Regions from separate parts of the Mus musculus genome. Here region 1 is linked to region 2. A link is a contact called in ENCODE Hi-C or POLR2A ChIA-PET data. All regions are on one chromosome and are shown on one strand. Each heading gives the region's core, a stretch centred on a gene start or an enhancer-like site at or near the end of the contact. The rest is flanking DNA. Distances are from core to core; before and after follow the strand shown.

The links. Hi-C counts contacts between places; a loop is a spot of excess contacts on that map. ChIA-PET counts read pairs that join two places held with the same protein, here RNA polymerase II (POLR2A).
Region 1: a map of adrenal gland shows a loop between it and region 2 (3-fold over the local background). The contact joins the enhancer-like site here to the promoter of Galnt15 in region 2. A Hi-C loop is called at or near these places in 10 of 37 maps with a recorded cell type or tissue (adrenal gland, gastrocnemius, heart and 1 more). POLR2A ChIA-PET finds 5 or more read pairs at or near these places in 1 of 5 experiments (Patski).

The regions. Positions count from the first base shown.
Region 1 is chr14:32,072,704-32,079,480 of GRCm38, forward strand. No RefSeq gene overlaps it. Among named protein-coding and RNA genes, the nearest start is that of Dph3, 9.6 kb to the right of the region's middle. Within about 2 kb of position 1,345, at least 2 of the 3 ENCODE cell types and tissues checked have a DNase peak (open chromatin) inside an H3K27ac peak, as active enhancers do; they include gastrocnemius and heart, where a contact is called at or near this core.
Region 2 is chr14:32,024,274-32,030,597 of GRCm38, forward strand. Galnt15 (polypeptide N-acetylgalactosaminyltransferase 15) reads left to right here and starts at 4,830. Exons shown (of 10, transcript NM_030166.3): 1 at 4,830-5,758. The coding sequence starts at 5,220.

The sequences.
Region 1 (6,777 bases), core at 95-2,594, 45 kb after region 2:
AAGAACATGGTGGAACAAGGCTGTTCACCATATGCTGGCCAGGAAGCAGAGGGGAGGGGGCCAGGACAAGAAACCATTCCAAGGCCGTAACTCCAGGACCAATCCCCTTCAACTGCCTCCTGCCTCCTGAGTTCCCAGCACCTCCCAGCAGGTCCTGACATTGTGAAGCCATGGATGGATTAATCTGTTAATGAAGCCAGAACCCCTCTGAATATTACTGCCCTGGGGACCAAGCAACAGGAAGCAAACTAGACACTGTGGCCTCATCTTGCTGTCAGTTACAGCACAGCTTTGACTGATGTCAGTTCCATTGTGTTAAGTAGGGACAGGATTTCAAAGCCAGGCCCAGTGGCTGATGTCTTTTTCTTTCCCTGGATTTATCTGACACAGGCTCTGCACCCCAGCTAAAGTGGCAGGCATGCACATTAGCCCTGCCAGGTGGCTCTAAGTTGCAGTCCACTCAAGGAGCACAGGGGACAGGAGTAGGGGCAGATCCAAAGACTCTTCTGTCTCTAGCAAAGCTCTTCCAAAATCTGGCAGAGATGTTCAGGCAGCCTCTCTCCTTCGGTGACTCATAGCCACAGGGCTCATGGCTGAACATCAGAGTGATGCCAGTAACAAGGGAACTGACAAGGCCCACCCATGCGTTTCCTGCCATTCAGGCGAAGGCGAAGGCGGCAGAGCTGGATGGTGACAGCTCAGATAACGTGCCTGGCCACAAGAACCCTGCTCAAGCTAATGGAGCCTGGTTGCTGGGGAGGAGAATGACAGATACTCTTGACTGTTACAAAATCTGCTGGCTGTCACCTTACCCAGGGCAACATTACATATTCAGAATCTGCAGAGTAGTTTCTGGGACAGCACTGATATCCAGCCAACACAATGACTAATGTCATTCAAAGGCCAAGTTAGGGCACAGGACAGGCATCCTAATGCCATCAGGAAACGAGAGGCTAAAGGAAGTCAGCACAGTACACGGCAGAGGTTGGCTCCGATGCCCTGTGCCCTTGAGTAGACCATCGAAGTGTAGGAATAGAGGCAGAGGAGCATGTCTACCTCTCTACAGACAGGGAGCTGAGGAAGTGCTTCAGGAGAGGCCTGTGGCTTCCTCCAACTCTGCCATACCTCCAGCTGACCCCTGGGACTCACATCAGCTTCACCACCAGCACACAGACCACATAAACTTTAGTGAGGATCCCAACTCCTCTGTGGGAGCTCAGCTTTCACTCTCACTGCAAAATGGATTCTTCCAGAGGCTGCACAGGAGACGCATATCTCCCCTGGGTCCGGGGCACACTGGCCACCCTGGGACCACGCCATTTATAGTCTGACTGTACGGTTTAGTAAGCACGGCAGACACAGATGGCAGCACACTCCCTGCACATCCTTTGCCAGCAGCAGGGCCACCGAGTTCTGTGCTGGCTCAGATTTCCTCTAGGTCAGAGCCCAGGGTCACCTGCACTCTGCCCTGGGTGTTCTCTGAAGGCGGAACAGTTCATGCAGCAACTGTGTTTGTCAGCCTTTTATTGCTTTAGCAGAGTACTTGAGAAAGCCACCTGAAAGAAAGAAGGACTTACTTGGTTTCAGAGACCTCAGCCCATGGGTGGCTGGCTCTGTTGTATCAGGCCTGTGGTAAGGCAGAACAGCATGGTAGAAGAACATGGTGGAACAAGGCTGTTCACCATATGCTGGCCAGGAAGCAGAGGGGAGGGGGCCAGGACAAGAAACCATTCCAAGGCCGTAACTCCAAGACCAATCCCCTTCAACTGCCTCCTGCCTCCTGAGTTCCCAGCACCTCCCAGCAGGTCCTGACATTGTGAAGCCATGGATGGATTAATCTGTTGATGAAGCCAGAACCGCCATGATCCAATCCCTTCCTAAAAGTCCCACCTCTGGCTCCTGCTACCTTGGGGAGCAAACCTTCAACACACAGGTTTTCAGCAGACACCCAGTCTCTTTCTTTCAGGTAATTCTGGGTGCATTCTGTGTACTTTTCAGGATGGCGCAGCAGAGCTGGGTGGTGACCTTAATAATCTAGCTTTTCCTCTGGCCCTGTGATCCCCACCCCCACACTCCTGCTTTTCAAACTCATCTCTTGCTCTCAAACTACCTGCTTCCAAGACCTCACCCGAGGCTGCTGCCAGGCAAACCCAACGTGAACATCATAGTACAGCCCTCCTCGGTTGTGTCTCTTCCCCAGCTTCACAAGTTGATGCCCTGAGCATCTATTCTCCTACTCAAGGCCACAGGGCACAGCTGTCCAATTGCCTCTGAAATCCTACTGCAGGGCACGCAGTCCACCATAGGGCTGGTCCCACCCTAACATCACCAGTGAAGTCTTTCCACTGTTTGTAGATCTAGGAAGAGAAGCAGGAGCTACTGGGATAGGACATCCTGCTGAGAATGAGGGCCTGTCTGCAGTACCGCTTTTAATGCTGTGGTCGCCCCCGCCCCCGCCCCCGCCTCCGCCCCCGCCCTGGCAAGAACAAGTTAGGGAAGGGCAGTTTGTTTTGGCTCGTGGTCTTAGAGAGTTTTGCCCTGTGTGTTTGAGTAGAGCACACACCCGACACCGTGTGTGATGGAGAAGCTTGTTCACCTCATTGCAGGCAGGAAACAGAGAAAGAGGGTTCTAGCAAAGGGCCAGGGCAGGGTGTAGCTTCCACTATCCCCACTTCTGCTGTACCTGCTCTTCACGACTTTCCCATCGCGCATCAAGGGACAACTCCGTTAATCAGGTCGAGCTCTCAGAATTTATTGTCTGATCACTAACCCCTCTGAACCTGACACTTGGGGAGCATTTCATACTCAAATCATAACAGATCTCTTCTCTAAAGCACACCAAGATGTGTGACAGTGAGAGCACCGACCACCCCAGGTCAGTGGAGCCTTCATCCCCTTGAGTAAAAGGACACACAGACCCCAGTGAGCACAACAGATGGAAATGGGGGCTGTCTGCACTTGCAGCAAGGGCATGTTTTTAAGTGCTTCCCTCCACCAGGCTAGAATTCATCCTAAGGCATTTGTGGCCAGTCACCTCTGCACATAGGAGGTATCCTTGGGTGCTGACAGCTGGCATCATCTCTTCTGCGAGGCCGTGACTGCAGCATAGCTTCTCCGGTGCCCATCAGGCACCTACCTTGTAATCAGGTCTCCTACTTTGCAATGAGATGATGAATGGCAAATTACTGGATTCCAAAACAACACACAGAGGCTCCCCTCTGTGTGTGCATGTATGTGTGTGTATTTGCGTGTGTGTGAGTGTGTGAGGATGCAAATGTGTGAATTTGTGTGTATGTGCCTTTATGTGTGAGTGTGTATGTGTGCAAATATGTGAATTTGTGTGTATGTGCCTTTATGTGTGAGTGTGCATGTGTGTGAATCTGTGTATGTGTGTGAATTTGTGTGGATATATGTATTTGTGTGTGAGAATGTGTGTGAATTTGTGTGAGTCTTTATGTGTGACTCTGTGTGTGTGTGTGAATCTCTGTGTATGTATGTGCATTTTGTGTGAGTATGCATATGTATGTGTGAGTTTGTGTGCTTGTATGTGTTTATGTCTGAGTGTGCATCTGTGTGTGAATGTGTGTGTGTGTGTGTGCAGTGGCAGGGCAGGACAGAACTCCCTGAACCCCTTGAGTGTAGGGGTGTCAGCATTAATAACACAGTTTCTCCTAGTGCCTATTACTGTGTTCCACATAGTAGAGCTTGTATTGGCAGCCTCCTCTCTGTGGTGAACACCTGAAACAATTGAGAAGAAGGGGAGATCTCCTTTGGCTCATGGGTTCCCAGGGTTTGGTCTGTGCTCGTCTGACTCTTGTTTCTGGGCCTGTGGTTAAGGCAGAGAATCACGGCAGGAGCCGAGCTGATCTGCTTGTGGCAGCCAGGAAACTGGGAGGGGAAGAACCAGGTCCTCTTTAAGGCCACGCTCTAGTGTTCTTCCTCTAACCACACTCCACCTCCCAAGGTTTCCACAGCCTCCCAGGGAGAGAAAGGCCCCTGCAGCCACAGCAGCTGCCACAAGTCACAGTCTGTGTGAATGTCTACTTGACTATGGAGGAACTGACTTCTTAACATCATTTGAGTGGTAAAAGCCACATGGTTCTTAGGGTCGCCATGTTGGGCAGTGCCAGTTTATAACAGAGTAGCCCTGATAGCCTTTGGGACATTGAGACATAAACATTGGGAGATATCACTGAAGCCAGTAGTAACTACAGGGCTGTTTGCTCCAGGCCTCAGGATGAAGGTCCAGAGAATGTCAGTTGACCAGAGATTCGCATTAAGTAAACTGCCTCTTGGGAATAAGAACACATGGGCCCAAAGATATTTTTTGGGTGTGCAGGTCTTGCTGAAGCTGACCTGGCCTTGAGCAGATCACACAGGAGTCCAGTGGAGCTCTGGCTCCACCTACAGGCCGCAGTGAGATTGCATACACTTCATTTTCTCTCCCCTACCTCAGAACATGGCCCAAGAATGGAAATCCGTTGGAAATAGCCTACTCAAAGTCACATCAGAACAGAGCAGAGAAAGATTTAAACAATCATTTCTTCAACTCCCTTATTACTGTTTCACAGTAGAGAAACCAAGGCTAATTGAGGTGACCGCTATCTCTTTGGCCTCTCTGCCCCTGGCACTGACCTGCTGAGCACACAGATGGGCTAAGAGCACGTGGGCAACAAGAAAAACAGGAACCATCTGGTCAAGGTCAGGCCTTCCTTCTGCCTCCTTATGACCACATGGTAATTCCTTTAAAATGCTGATGAGTAAGGTGAGAGAGTTGGCGAGAGGACGGGACAGCCATCCACTAACATCCACAGAGAACGGGACAGCCATTGATAGGGGACAGCCATTGATAGCATCCACAGAGAATGGGGCAGCCATTGATAGCATCCACAGAGAATGGGACAGCCTTTCCTTAACGATCCACACATACCTTTCAGGTTTTCGTCTAAAAATATCATTCCTGCTTTGGTTTTTAAGATTTCTGTGATATAATTCTAGTTTTTGAAAACTCTCCTCTGAGGGAAAAAGTAAATAGTGAAATCCTGTCAGGAAAATAGTAAAATAAAAAGCTGTAAATGAGCCGGGCGTGGTGGCGCACACCTTCAATCCCAGCACTTGGGAGGCAGAAGTAGGCAGATTTCTGAGTTTGAGGCCAGCCTGGTCTACAGAGTGAATTCCAGGACAGCCAGGGCTATACAGAGAATACAGAGAAACCCCGTCTCGGAAAAAAAAAAAAAAAAAAAAAGGAAAAAAAAAAAAAGCAAGCTGTAAATGGTGGCCTTTAATCCCAGCACCCAGGAGGCATTGGAATGCAGATCTGTGAGTTCCAGGCTAGCCAGGGCTATACAGTGAGGCCTTGTCTCAAGAGAAAACCCCAAATTCCTCCCCCTATTCCCACACTCCCCACACCCCACTCCCATGTATATTAGGATTAGCTCTTATAAACAGCAACAAAATGTTTTCTGCTTATTGATTGACTGGATACCATTTATCCATTTGGGGGTAACTAATAACATTTGATACTTTACCAAACAGAAAGGTCTCCTTCATGTCCAACTTAATTAATGTTTGCTGTCTCCAACCCCACAACTCAGCGTGGAGAACACTTAGCCAAGGTCCTGACAGCACCCCATTCCACTTCAAGGGAGATGATGAGCATCAATAACCTCCATATAGAGTTGCTCCAATTGTGGCAAGCTAGCCACTGCGGGGAAATGTCCCAATTTTATCTGCAGACAGAATGCTGTCCAAAAAGCACAAAGAGACATAGGATAGTCGATTGCTAAGCTCTGCCAAGTCAGAGTAAGCTAGTCCTTCATAATTCCTGCTTCATTTAAGGCCTGTCAGATGTTCTGGGATGAAAGGCTGAAGATAGATGCTCCAATGTCATAAAAAAAAAATGTAGGACTGTTCAAGCCTTAAGCTATCTATGTTACTTCTATGATTTTTAGAAGCTGAGTCCCTGTGCTTCCTGCATACTCAAATAATATTTATTCATTCTCGAATCTCTGGTGGGGTTGAAGACTAGATAGTTATAGTCTCACAATTAAACTTAAGGTGTTCTGGATTTTTAAACACATTTTTAAAAAAGATTTATTTATTATATGTAAGTACACTGTAGCTGTCTTTAGACAAGGGAATCAGGTCTTGTTACAGATGGTTGTGAGTCACCATGTGGTTGCTGGGATTTGAACTCAGGACCTTTGGAAAAGCAGTCAGTGCTCTTAACCACTGAGCCATCTCTCCAGCCCCAGGTGTTCTGGATTTTAATAGATGGTTTTAAGATGGTAATACAAGTTAAAATCAAAGATGATTTAGTACAGAATTGTAAACTCATTAAGTTAGGATAGATGATAAAATACTTTATCTGTATTGCCAAATATAATGTTCTGGATGCTATAAATGTATACCATGCTTTATAATTTTCATAATTGTTATAATTGTATTCAATTTATATCTTAGAGAAAAGGAGCCTTTTATTGGACTAGAAAAGGGAATTGTTGAGGTTTGGTCTTCTGCTATGTATTGTAATGCTAAGTGCGGTCTGGTTGCTGCAGAGACAAAAGTCTGCACAAGAGAGTCTGTACATAGACCCAAGTGTCACTGTTGACCTTGCCCCCAATTATTTCTAATTGGTAAATAAAGATGCTGACAGCCAATAGCTGGGCTGAAGAGACATAGGCAGGTTTTAGGGTTCCTGGGCCTGGGGGCATGGGAAGAGGACCACAACAGAGAAAAGACACCATGGGTTAGGAGTCAAAAAAAAACATGGCCCTG
Region 2 (6,324 bases), core at 3,580-6,079:
ACTATGGACTGAAGGCACACTGCTGGTGTCTGGAGACGAAAAAGAGAGCCAGGCCAGGAGAAGGTGTGTGAGGGCAACAGAGTGATGTCCTATGAGCCCTATGTCAGGGGCACGGAGAGCATAGACGGTAGCATGTTGGAGCCTGGGATTCAGAAAGTTTCCCACTCCCTCTAATCTAGAAGTGGTGCTAAGAAGCTTAGACCATGGAGCCCCTTTAACATTGTATGAAGCCTTGTCAGGGCCCTCAGGAACCCATTAAATCAATGTTCCAGAGGCTTAGAGGTTAGTGACTTAGCTCCTCAGCAGTGGCAGACACACCAACACCATCTACTGAAGCCCTGAGCACCCACAGCAGTGTGGAGCGGTCGGAGCATTTTCTGAGTTTACTGTCTATTTTGGAGAATCTAGAAATCCAGCCTTAAAATGTCATCCCGTGATTATGGGCTGTATGAAATCCATACCAGGCTGATCCCAACCCCAGAATGGGAGAAGATGTTGAGACATTCACCCAGATTGTAAGGGCTGTATAGCTGACTCCACATTCCCTATGGAGCAATGTTTCCATATAGAAGTAGGTTTGGTCACTAAAAATAAAAATAGCCAGAAACTAGCCACCCACTGTCTTTGATGAGCATACGACTCATACAGCTGGGTGAGAACATCCAAAGATCTGAATGTTTAACTCGTCAGGTGTTAAGAGGAGCTATATTCCCAAAGAGAGCAGGGAAGAGGCCAGAGAACGGTGTGCATGAGCAGAGGGGCTCTGGGATGTAGAAAAGAAGGAAGCTCTGGTGTCCAAAGTGCATGAGACACAGAGGTGAAATGGGCTGCATGAGTGGATTTCTGAGGGAATAGACCGCTTAGCATTTTGGCCAAGGAAGCAGATAAAGCCCTGGACTGGGAAGGTTAATTTAGAGTTTGAAGTGAGCAAGGTAGGAGAGGATTAGACAAACGAAAGCTCTGTACAGATAATGGTGACACTACCCTCTCAGCCTTCCATGTTGGGACCTTTGGTGGCAACATTCTTGTTAACCTCAACATGTCTCAGAAATTCTATACTACATGCCCCAGGGTCCTGACCTCTTGAACTTGAAAGGCGTACAAGCTTCCCAGCCCCCACCCAAGTCTGACAGTCTGAGATTGGAGACTTGGAGACCAAGAGGTCTGGGTACTGCATCAGCACTGGGCTATTGGGGGAACATCTGCATAGATACTGTTGTGTCAGAGAGAGGGAGAGAGGGGGGGAGAGAGAGACAGAACCAACCAAGTCAAAAGTAGAAACATTTCTTCTTTTTTTTTTTCAATTTTTATTAGATATTTTCTTCATTTATTTTTCAAATGCTATCCCGAAAGTCCCCTATACCCTCCCCCTGCCCTGCTCCTCTACCCACCCATTCCCACTTCTTGGCCCTGGTGTTCCCTTGTACTGGGGCATATGCTTTTAATTATGGCAGACAGGGAAAGAGAGATCTTTTCTACCTCCAGGGGACCACTAAAAGGAAGACTCTGGCTATAAGACAACCAAAGATTGGAGACTTGGAGACCAAATTTTGTACTGGGGCATATAGAGTTTGCAAGACCAAGGGGCCTCTCTTCCCAATGATGGCCGACTAGGCCATCTTCTGCTACATATGCAACTAGAGACACAAGCTCTGGGGGTACTGGTTAGTTCATATTGTTGTTCCACCTATAGGGTTGCAGACCCCTTCAGCTCCTTGGGTACTTTTCTCTGGCCTCCTCTATTGGGGGCTCTGTGTTCCATCCTATAGATGACTGTGAGCATTCACTTCTGTATTTGCCAGGCACTGGCATAGCCTCACACGAGACAGCTATATCAGGATCCTTTCAGCAAAATCTTGCTGGCATGTGCAATAGTGTCTGTGTTTGGTGGCTGATTATGGGATGGATCCCTGTAGAAACATTTCTACCTGAAAAATTTTAAAGCTCACATTCTAAGATCAAAATCAAAACAGAAAATAATGATCAAACTCACTTCAAGAATTCACCAGTGGCAATGTCACCCACATCCATCAAAAGAAATGCAGCCCACAGGAGTGGTCAACTACCCTTCACCAAGATGGCCCGTGTTCTCCATCCCTGTGATGGCTAATCTTAATTGTCAACTTGACTTTACCTGGGATCATCTGAAGAGAGAATCTCAGTGAAGGACTGTCTATGTTGAGTTGGCCTGGGGAATGTCTGTGGGAGATTGTCTTAATTGATGTCAGAAGACCTAGTTCACAGCGGATAGCACTATTCTCTATTCAGGGGGTACTAAGCTTTGTAAGTAAATCTAACTTAGCACAGGCAAGCCAGCATGTGTATATTTATTTATTTCTTCTTGACTGAATGTGATATGACTATTTGGAGATCTCTCCTTGACTTCTGTACCATGGTGGACTATAACCTGGAACTGTAAATTTAAATAAACTCCTTTCTCCCCTAAGCTGCTTTCTAATAAGCTATTTTACTGCAGAAACAGATATGAAACTAGAACCCCTTCCCTCTGTTGTCTGCACCTGCTCTTACTGACCTCAGATCGCAGCCTCAGTCACCATCTACATGTGGGTGGTTATGCAGCATCAGAGCTTCAAGCCAGGCCTGCTGCTCCCATCCAGGAAACAGAGTGGACCCAGCCAACTTTATCTTTCCTTGGCCATTACCTGACCTTGCCAATGTCACATGTCCTCAGATAATCCATTGTTATTGGCCTCCTTCTGCCTGCTGCCTGCCTTCCTCACTCAGGTGGTAGCGACCTTAGTCTTACAATTTCTCAGGGAACCCTTCCATGACCTTCCTCTCCCCGACATGCCAGCTTTATCAGTGCACACTGTAAGTTCTTTCTAAAGTCTGTCTGAAGTCATTCTGAGCTTCAACAATAATCCACTCTTGGCTTCTGCCCTTTGTAATCTCGACCCAACAGGTGGAGGGATTCAGTTAAGACCCAAGTCAGAGGTCTCTCTTCTGCCCACAGGTCTCCAAAGGCTCTCGTGCCACTCAGAGGGGAAGCCAAGGTCCTTTGCATGCCCTACAGAGCTGTCCTCCATCCCTGCTCTGTCATTGCTGATAGATCTGCCTCCTTCACTCTACTCTCTACTCTGCTTTAGCTCCACAGCGCTTCAACTCCCATGATGCTCTACCTCCTATAGTGCTCCCTCCACGCCTCATTACAAACTGAAACACTCCCCAGGGAGGGAGGGAAAGGCTCCGGAGGTGAGCAGAGGATTACATGTCTGGGAAGTGGAAACCGGAAGATTCTCAGAGACCTCTCCCCTGCTTTATAGAGGTCTCCTCTGAGAAGGAGACTGAGCAGCGGAGCTGCAGAGATTCATTGGACCCTTCGGCTGCCTGCAGGTTGTGCAGAGCTCGGGGTCACAGCTTTCATGAGCTATCACCCATGGTGGGCCGCTTTGCAATGATGCAGCTGCTTTTCTGCACCACCCCTCTTCCTGTAACCCCTGACCCATACTCCTGTTAGTAACCCCAATTAAAACTCATGACCCACCAAACGACTTTGGTGCAGTCATTACTTTGGTCTGCTGTGGGATTCTTTTCTGGGGACGTGTGTCCGTCACACAACCATGTTCCATCTCCGTTTTCCTTCACTCCCATTGCTCCATGCTCCCTCCCATTGCGCTGCCTCTGACTGCTCTTCACCTCCCGTCATGCCCGCTGCCCTGTGCCATCTCTCATTGTGCCCCATTTCCCATTATGCTCCATCTCCCAGCATGCCTTACTTCTCAGTAATCCACCGCCCACCATGCTCTGCCTCCTGTCATGTCTCCTTTTGCCTCTGCTCCAACCATGCCCTCCTTATCTCCCTTCCTTTGTGCTTCCTCACCTATAGTGGCTCCATCACAGTGCGATTGGCCTGCTATGCTCTGGCCCGCTGTTCCCTATACCAGACCCACTCCTTTCAGAGCCTCGCCTTTGTTACTCCTTCTGTGACTCTCCCCATTACACAGATGCTGGTTCTTCTAGGAAACACACAGTGCCACTTCAGATTGATTTTTAACCTCCAGCCCATATTCCCCAGCTCCCATCTCTGCCTCGTCCCCGCCCCCCGCCCCCTGCCCCTCCCCCTTGGCCCTTGACATAGTCTGACCTCCAGACACTAACAGACCATCTCTCCATCTCCCTCACTGTCATGTAAGCACCCGGAGGTCCCAGTTTGACTTCATTCTCTGTTATACTCCTGGCCCAGGGAACAGTTGGGGGCATATGGCCGGCAGCTGCTCATTATGTGTGTACAAGCTAAATGGAGTTTGAAGACTGAAAGAGCTTGAAGTATGCCTGTCCTCCATCAGCCTCCAGGTGCTTCTGAGGAAGCCAGGTAGCCAGACTTACAAGGGCTCCCTCTGCTCCTCACTTTTAGAAAGGAAAGGCTAGTGGGGCCCCAGGAAGGAGCCAGGCAGATTGCCTTGGGAGATTGAAGGTGCTGACAGGCAGCTGGCTCCTGGCATCTGCGTCACCTTGGCAGCCTGTCCAAACCAGAAGGGAATTCTCCTTCCTGCTCTTCTGGGTGGGGAGAGGATGCCTCCCTATGAATGGTGCTCAAGTCTGAACTCCTGGGAGGTTGCTGTTTTGGATCGGCTCTTGGGGTGACGCTGTGTGGCTGTGCAAAGCCTGGGAACACGGGGGCATTAGGACCAGGAGCGAGACGCACACTTGGCTCCCTGTCCTATCTGGCAGAGGGTTCCTGCAGAGCTGGAGGTATGTGTGAAAGGAAACCCCGACCGTGCCTGCCGGCTTTACATCTGTTGCTCTGACCTGACTCAAGGCATCCCAAGGAGGATGTCTGTCATCTTGGCTTGACTGAATCCCCCAGCAACTCGCCCCAGACAGCTTGTAGAACCTGACCACTCATGCAGAGGGGGAAAGAACATGGGCTAATCACCAGAGCAGGATGGACAAGAGCAGGGTGAGAGAGGAGCCAACAACCGGAGACCCTTCTCAGAAGACAGCTAACACTCAGAGAGGACCCAGGAGCCCAGGCTCTGGTGGCTTTCTGATTCTAGAGGGCAGTGGGTCTTATAAATGCTACGTTAGCATATAGACGTTAGCAAACGTCTGGTGGGATAAGAGGTGCAGGTGGATGGCAAAAAGCCTTTTAGCTGGAATGAACAGCCCAGGTTCAGTTTCGAGCTTGAAGGTACCTGGATAGCAAGGAGGAAGCAAACTTGATCAGGACCTGTTGCTTCGTGGCGAGTGGCTGCGACATGCTCCCGAGGAAGCGACCCAGGAGTGGACGTTCCAGGCTTCAGTTCCTCCTACTCTTCCTGACTCTGGGATGTGTCCTGATGATGGTGATCCTGCTGCATCCTCCCCCGCCCACCCTGCACCAGGCTGTCACAGCTCAGGCCAGCAAACACAGCCCTGACACGGGGTACCGCCTGGACTTTGGAGACTCTCAGGAGTGGGTCCTGGAGGCTGAGACTGAAGGTGATGAGTACAGTCTCTTGGATGGCCTGCCATCCTTCATCTCCCTGCAGGAGGATCAACTGCTGGTGGCCGTGGCCTCACCCAGAGCTAGGAGGAGTCAGAGCCAGGGCAGGAGACAGGGCAGCTACCAGTTCATCAAACACAGGAGCAGGAGATGGGATGAGGAAGCCCTGGAAAAGGACTGGAGGACCGAAGAGGATGGGGAGGAATCAGAAGAGGTGCTGACCCCACTTGGCCCGGACTCAGATGGCCTCAACAAGCCACTCAGTGCCCGCCTGCCCCTGAGGAGAGTCCTGCCCGAGGTGCGACACCCACTGTAAGTAAGGGCCCTGCCATCTCTTCTCCAGTCTAAGCGTGTGACTCAGTGGTAGTAAAGTCCCAGGTGCCAACTCTGCAGTCTGCCTCTCCCATCCTTAGGACAGTGCTCCCTTAGGACAGTGCTCCTTAAGATGTGGGCCCTGGGGCCAGATATCAGCCTGGCTGATGAAGTGCCTGAATTGGAGATCCTCAAATCCTGTCTCAGACCTGCTCAGTCAGAAGCCCCAGAGTCACTGATGAGCTACTAACAAGTCCCGAGGGAGGGACGATCTCATTCGTTCATTCTCTTCCCAGGCCTGCCTTTAGTCCCCCTAGGTCACACAGTGAGATGGGAGCAGAAGCTTCGAGGAACCTTCCATCTCTCTCTCATGCTGACTCCAGGGCAGTCTTCACGTTGGGTTACTATTAGTGTTTACCTTTATCTGGGGTCAAAGAAGCAGATGCAAGAATTGCAAGAAATGTCTACGTACTTCTTGCCCTGTGCCTGGTTTTAATCTAAGAGCTTTCCCTGTGAGACCCATAAGGCCCTAGAAAAGTCCACTTGCACTGTACGAATGTTAGCCT